Linked DNA regions of Homo sapiens: region 1 is linked to region 2. A link is a contact called in ENCODE Hi-C data. All regions are on one chromosome and are shown on one strand. The core of a region is the stretch at or near the end of the contact, and the rest is flanking DNA. Distances in the headings are between cores, read along the strand shown.

Evidence for each region. Hi-C counts contacts between places; a loop is a spot of excess contacts on that map. Pooled maps may share reads with other maps.
Region 1: a loop to region 2 is called in a map of gastrocnemius medialis, with 16 times the contacts of the local background. The contact joins the enhancer-like site here to the promoter of VMA22 in region 2. A Hi-C loop is called at or near these places in 3 of 168 maps with a recorded cell type or tissue (GM12878 and gastrocnemius medialis), 2 of 37 single-sample maps with no recorded cell type and 7 of 50 pooled maps.

Annotation. Positions count from the first base shown.
Region 1 is chr2:131,666,757-131,670,285 of GRCh38, forward strand. No RefSeq gene overlaps it. Among named protein-coding and RNA genes, the nearest start is that of LINC03124, 14 kb to the right of the region's middle. RefSeq lists a cis regulatory region at 2,140-2,447 and an enhancer at 2,240-2,419. Within about 2 kb of position 2,280, at least 6 of the 41 ENCODE cell types and tissues checked have a DNase peak (open chromatin) inside an H3K27ac peak, as active enhancers do.
Region 2 is chr2:130,340,451-130,344,241 of GRCh38, forward strand. VMA22 (vacuolar ATPase assembly factor VMA22) reads right to left here and starts at 1,714. Exons shown (of 5, transcript NM_032357.4): 1 at 1,565-1,714; 2 at 1,391-1,494; 3 at 1,217-1,299; 4 at 458-589. The coding sequence starts at 1,675. IMP4 (IMP U3 small nucleolar ribonucleoprotein 4) reads left to right here and starts at 2,447. Exons shown (of 9, transcript NM_033416.3): 1 at 2,447-2,485; 2 at 2,636-2,744. The coding sequence starts at 2,483. RefSeq lists enhancers at 1,630-2,179, 2,310-2,479.

The DNA of each region.
Region 1 (3,529 bases), core at 1,030-3,529, 1.3 Mb after region 2:
TCTTTCCATGACTTATGTTTTGGAAAGAGTGGATTCAGACAGAAGAGCTGGCTCTGTGCTGGTTTTCCAGGGGTCAACCCTTTTGTCAGTGACAAGTCTGCCTCTCTACATGATGTACATTGTGTCCCACTACTGGTAATAGAAGCTCAGCAATTGATTGACTGTTAGGTTATTTTCAAAGCTCAATATTCACAATAATCTAAAAGACCCCCACATAACCATGAGGACAGACAGGGCTTTCATAACCTGCAAAAGACAAGGTGCAAATTTCTTCTTTCCATCCCAGCAACAAATCGACAACTCAGCCAGCACTTAAGTTGGGGTAAAAATTAATTAAAAGAAGAATGTATCAAGCAGAGATAAAAGAACAAAAAAGCTATTGCAGCTGTCCTCTCCATGACAGAGGCCTGTGATTTGAATTTTAATGTTTTCATCTACTTTCTGCTTTTGTGTTTCTTTTATTATTTTTTTCACTATCTCTTATTTGTAGATACAAATTTTTCATATTTAAAAGCTATTTTAAATATAATCTTTAAAAGGAGAAGCATTCTTTTTTTTAATTGCACAAAATACTGAAGGTGAGATCCACTGATTGCAATGCAATGGGACAGTATCTCTGGAAGCAATTTTATCCAGAAAAATAAATAGCTTTAAAACAATTCACAACCTTGGACCTAATACCTCTACTTCTAGGAAGCTAGCCTATGAAGGTTTCTGCTGAAGGATGTTTATCACAGTATTATTAATAATGCGAAAAAGCCAAAGAGGAGACCTAAAATGTTTCAAAGATGAAAACGGTTTGATAAAATCATTTTTTTTTGAGACAAGGTCTCACTCTTGCCCAGGCTGGGGTGCAGTGGCACAATCTCGGCTCACCGCAACCTCCACCTCCCAGGTTCAAGCACTTCTCCTGCCTCAGCCTCCCAAGTAGCTGGGAATACAGGCACCCCCACCATGCCTGGCTATTTTTTTGTATTTTAGTAGAGATGGGGTTTCACTGTGTTGGCCAGGCTGGTGTCAAACTCCTGAGCTCAGGCAATCCACCTGCCTCGGATTCCCAAAATGCTGGGATTACAGGCATGAGCCACCATGCCTGGCAATAAACAACATATTTAAACTCTAAAATGTTATGCAAGCATTCCAGGCATGCTTTGGAAAAACTATTAATCCTACAAAAGATGCTTATGTTATTATATAGACTAACAGACCAAGATTCTCCAGGACACTTACTTTGTTAAGTGTCTGAAGTAAAATACAATGCTGTATATAAAATGTGACCTCAAGTCAGGTCCCAGTCTTTTCATCTGGGAAATTCTGTTAATTATACTGCCCTTCCCCTTTATAGGTTTTCTGTAGGAGTTAAATAAAATCCACTTTGTTAATTGCTTAACACAATGCTCAACACTGGTAGGGGAGCTATAATTGTCAGCTATTGTCCTATGTGCCAAGAAAAAGACCACACAGACAGACACACACACAAACACACAAAGACACACATGGAGGGAGAGGAAGTAAAGATTAGGAAGCAGCACATAGTGTATCAGTAGACAATGGGACCACTAGTGATTTTCATATTCTTTTTTATTTTCTTTTTTATACTGCTTACATTTTCAGTGTTACATAATGAGCATGTATTACTTCTGTAATCAGAAGAAGGTGGTATAAACCTCACCTTAATATAATAAAACAAAATTACTGGCCAGGCACAGTGTCTCATGCCTGTAATCCTAGCACTTTGGAAGGCTGAGACTGGTAAATCTCTTGAGCTCAGGAATTTGAGACCAGCCTGAGCTCAGTGAGACAGTGAGACCTCGTCTCTGGAAAAAATACAAAAATTAGCCAGCGATAGTGGTGTACACCTGTAGTCCTAAGTTACCTGGGAAGCTAAGGTGGGAGGGTGGCTTGAGCCCAGGAAGTGGCTGCAGTGAGCTGTGATTGCACCACTGCACTCCAGCCTGGGTGAAAAAGCCAGACCCAGTCTCATACAAAAATAAAAACAAACAAACAAACAAAAAAGTTATTACTTAAGTCTCACATGCTGTCTTGGAGCCATCTTAGTGTTGAGGGATTCAAGAGACTGGAGAGACCAATGGGTGAGACAGGAGGATTTTATTAAAGTGACCACTTGCCCAGTGGATTTGCATCCAAAAGGCTGAGCCCGGAAAAAAGACGGGGCCTGGTTTTTAAGCATGCAGCTGTGCAAAACTTACAGGGCGGGCTTAGCAAGCTTACAGAAGCAGAACAAAGGCAGTTAATCAAACAGTGACAAGTGTATGACTCAAACATGTCTGATGACCTCTGCTGGGCCACCCAGCAGGCTCTCAGCAGATGGTAACTATTTTAGGCTTGCTCAGGCATGTCTTGTGACCTTCTCAGGGTCACACAGATGGAAAACAGGAACTTAAAAAATCCTTATAAACTTACAGAGATAGTTACAAAAATAGTTATGAGAGCAGAACAAAGAAATATTGGCCTGGGAAAGAATCTCAAAGGGGGAAGCTGATAAGAACTTGTTTTTCTCATCCCTGTTCCTGGAGTCCATTCCTTCTGGGCTCTTCCTGGCCTTGTATATAAAGTTATCTTAATTCTAGCACGGCCTTGGAGTGAGTCAGCCTGGAACAGGCAGGAACTTAGGTTTTTCTCTTTTTAATTTCTGCTTTAGTAGGCCAGGGTTCTGATTTTCACTGCTGAGAAAGTAAAGTGTGTTCAGGCTGCCCATGGTTCTGGGCCCCCCCGGGTCTCTGAGGAGGGCTGTCCCCTCCATCACAGAGAATATCAGGACACTAGCTTGTTCTAGTTATACTTACACACTCCTCTCATGTTGTCTATGGAGTGGTGGATGCTGCAGGGAGGGTGACATCCTAGTTAGTCCTAAGAGCCAGACTGCCTGAAGCTCACTATAACAAGTCCTGCCTTGGGGAAGAAGGAAGTGTGTCTCTGTGAACCTCCCACCTGGGCCGAAGGGAGGCCACTCTCTCTGCTGCCTCTCCCCAACCTTGGCCTTCTGTGCTCCTAGTGAACCTCTCACCCCCTGCCTACAGGCCTCGAATCTCAAGACCATGATGACCTCTGGTCACCCCTGAATCCAGAGCTTTCCTTTTACAAAGGGGAAACTGAGACCTGGAGCAGGGCTGATGTTCAGCCAGCGCACAACGGAATGGCCGAATTGGTGGTAAAATACTGAAATAGTTCCAGTGTGGATGGAAAGGGGCTGCTGCCCTAAGCATCTCTACTGCCCACCTCATCCCTTCCTCCAGGACCCTGGGTCAGCACCAGGAGCATCAAAGTGGCCAGGATTGGCCGGAGCCCATGCTAATGGCTCTGCCAGCCCTTCTCCCCACCAGAGAGGGCAGGGGGATTCAGGCCATCTAGAGGTAGCATTGTGACCGTATCTGCAGTAGTCAATCCTTGTGTGCCACGGTCCCTGACTTTGTTAATAAGGGCACCAGCCTACATCCCTCTGGTACTCAGTGATAAGCATCTAAAATCTTCTTAAAGAAAAAATTTAAAAAGCTTTCAAAATATATGA
Region 2 (3,791 bases), core at 464-2,963:
ATCTGGCTTCAGGGCTTTTGTCCTGGCTGGTTCCTCCATCTAGAGCACTGTTCCCCAAAATCACCCACAAAGCTTTTCCTTCACCTCCTCAGAGAGACCTCCCCTGGCCCACTCCTGTCCCACTCCATTATGTGTTTTTCATAACAATTTTCACAGCCTGACTTATGTTAAGGGCCTACTTATTTGCACGTTGCCTTTGTCTGCTTCTAAACATTACATGAAAAGTGTTTGTCTCTTTTGTTCCCTGCTGTATCCCCAGCAGCTAGCATGAACCCGAATGCTGCCAACAACCAGTAAATGCTTTTGGAAAAAATAATGGGTGTACAACGGAAGTTTGGATGGAGGAAAACCTGCAAAGCCTTTCACAGACTAACCCCAGCCATGGCAGCAGTGCTCAAGTGTTCCCTGTGGATAGAGGGTCTGAGGGCCACAGAGCCAAACAACACGGTCCACTCACCATCCCGGAAGCTTGCTTGAGCCTGACGTAGACTGTGAGGAACTAGGATTCCAAACCAGTTCAGGGGGTCCTGAGGGGCCTCAGAGGACTCCGGTTCTGGGGTCTTAGTGGGGCCCTTGCGCCTCCGCAGACCTGAGGAAAGAAAGGTTGGAGGAGGCTGGGATCTTACTCCCTGACCTTTATCATCTTGGTGACAATGTTGAGCTTGATCTGAGCTCATGATTCTATAAAACACTGTTGGTTGGAAAATTCCAACTTTGGGGTTCCAGGAAACAGCTTACCACAAAACACAGCCTTTCCCCTTGTGATTCAGATGAGACTGTTTGTCCACTCTTTCCCGTGACTCCTGTAAGACCCACTGATGACCCTGTTTGCCTGTGACACTGATCTTACCCATTGTACCTGAACATGCCAACAGACCAGACATAGACGTTCCAACTCCCCATTCTTTGTCTCAGGATGATTAACTGGGATTAGAAGTTTGTCCCTCTGAAACTAGCTAGACACACAGATAAATATTTTCTGTTCAGCTGACTGAAATGTATGTGATTGTAAATCTATTCCCAGTGTAAAGCAACTCACCAACAATTTCTCTACTTCCTATAAAAGTCTAAGGCAAAACCACCCTACAAAAACATTCTGTTCTTCTGCTCTGGGATGCTCTCTCTTATCGCAAAAACCTAATTTAAATCATCTCCATAATTTGCATTTTGTCTTTGACACTGGGAAGGGGTTCTGCAGAAGGAAGAGGGGGCTCACCTGCTTCGCGAGGCCCCACCTCCTCTGGGGCGTGGACACCAGCTCTCACCACCTTGAACTTCTGGAGTCCCTCCTGGGCCTCGCTGAAGGACGAGAAGGGAGGATGGAGCTTTGGCAGCCCGGGCCTAGAACGCGCCCGCCCGCCCACCCAGCCCAGCATGGAAGCTTCCTCACCTGGCGTGGAGGCAGACCTGGGGCTCCATGTGGGAAGCATACTGCAGGGGCCCTACCGACTTGGCGCCCATCGCGTAGCGAGCCTTGGCGAGCGAGAGCCAGCCCTGCAGGGAGAGGAAAGCGGTGAGACTCAGTTTACGCCCGTGTACCCTCCTGCCCGCCCCAGGCGCCTACCTCCTCCACCCGGGCGTTCAACACCGTTCGTTTCCCCTCCAGCTCCTCCAGGTCCCCAAGCAGCTGCAGGACCAGCGAATCCAGCTCCGCTCGCAGGTCAAGCGCCGCCATGGACACACCTCCAGATCTGGAGCCACCTTCTTCCTTGTCACCCTCCGCAGTTTGGCAGGACAGCCAATAGGCACACGAGATCCTCCATCAAGGGGCGTTCCCATCTGGGGATCCCCACGCCGGCAGCACCAAGGCCTCTGGGTCAGCTTCTTTAAGGGCAAGCGCCCTTAGAGAAGCAGCACGGAAGCAACCAATCAACTGGTTTCTCCAATTAGCCCCCAAGTGGATCAGCCTGCTGAACTGTCGGCTAGGGTTATAGGTGGTTCTGAGTCCTTCCGGAAGCTGCCGAATCTTAGAAGTCGCGCCACTGTTGTGGCGATGGAAGAAGGCGAAGCTCTACAGAAACCATTTTGGTTGAGGGAAGAGTGGTTTTAAAGTTAATTTGGAAAGGAGCCGGCAAGCAACCTTCAGTCGGTGTGCGGTTTTTACAGTTGAACTGTTTCCAGCCGCTAATTATGATTGTTTTAGCGGTTCGTCATCTGAAAACTGCATTCTGCACGGCGGTGGTGGGGGGAGGACGAGGATGGAGAAGCCTGGGCGGACATATTTATTAGCTGCGGTCCTAAGTCACGTGTGACATTCTGTATCCAGTCTATCGGTTATCCCAAGGAGAACGCCCTGCCGGAATGGCCAATCGCCTTGAGATGTCCCCGCCCTATTCGCCATCTTAACATAGGGCATTCCCCACAGCTGCAGGCACCAGTGAAGCGTCTAAGGGACCATCTTGGTTGAGGGCGGAAGTGAGGACTGTGTCGCGCTGGAGGAGCCCACAGATTCTCCCGGACCCACGTGGAAGCGGCACTCAAGATGGTAGGAGAATGAGCTCCTGTTTCGGAGGTCCGGGGCGCGTGAAGTGCTGGGGATGTGGCTCTGGGGACTTGGAGGCTCAGCGGCTCCGGGGCTCCGGGGTTCCGGGGCTCGGGAGCGAGTAGTGAGTGACTGGGCCTGCTGTTCCCACAGCTGCGCCGCGAGGCCCGCCTGCGCCGCGAGTACCTGTACCGCAAGGCCCGGGAGGAGGCGCAGCGCTCAGCCCAGGAGAGGAAGGAGCGGCTGCGGCGCGCGCTGGAAGGTAAGGCATCGGCCCCGCGGGCGTCTGCGTGGTAAACCACCCCGGCACGCATTTGTGTTCGAATATCCGAGCGTCTTTCCAAATGCTTGCCGGCCGTTTTCCTTGCCCATTGGGTTCTCCTGTTGGTTTTGAGAGTGTTTCTTCCGTGTGATGGTATTAATTACTTGTCACTGACGTTGCAGTACCCGGGTTTTGCAGCTTGCCCGCTGTGTGCAGTGTGTCAAGTTCGTCCCAAGTTTTAAAGACTTTATCTTGTCCTGTAGAAATTCTCTTTAGAGCGGTGGCTCACTGCTGTAATCCCAGCACTTTGGGAGGCCGAGGCGGGCGGATCATGAGGTCAGGAGTTCGAGCCTGACCAACATGGTGAAATCTCGTCTCTACTAAACATACAAAAATTAGCCGGCCGTGGTGGCACGCGCCTGTAATCCCAGCTACTCAGGAGGCTGAGGCAGGAGAATCGCTTGAACCCGGGAGGCGGAGGTTGCAGTGAGCCGAGATCCTGCCACTGCACTCCAGCCTGGGCAAAAAAGCAAGACTCCGTCTCAAAAAAAAAAAAAAAAAGAAATTCTCTCTAAAGACTATCTGGATAGCGCTGGTGCTGCAGACTGCGCTGCCCATCCTCCCTGCAGGAGTTCCTCTGAGCTCCGTGGGGAACAGTGCTGGCCCCGAGTGCGCACCTGGAGCGCTGTGCTCTGCGGTAGGCAGCCTGTGGTCCAGGGCCCGCTGAAGCCATGCCTTCGAAGCGCTGTGGGCATCGTGACCAACGGTTTTGCTGTCTGAGAGCTTAAAGGTCTCTGGTCCACCATCATACGTACAGAACAGTCTATATTTCTTTTCAAAAGTAATTTTTAAGGCCGAGCGCTGTGGCTCACGCCTGTAATCCCAGCACTTTGGGAGGCCGAAGCGGGTGGATCACGAGGTCAGGAGATCGAGACCATCCTGGCTAACACGGTGAAACCCCGTCTCTACTAAAAATATAAAAAATTAGCCGGGCGCCGTGGCGGGCTCCTGTAGTCCCAGCTACTCGCCAGCCTGAGGCAGGAGAAT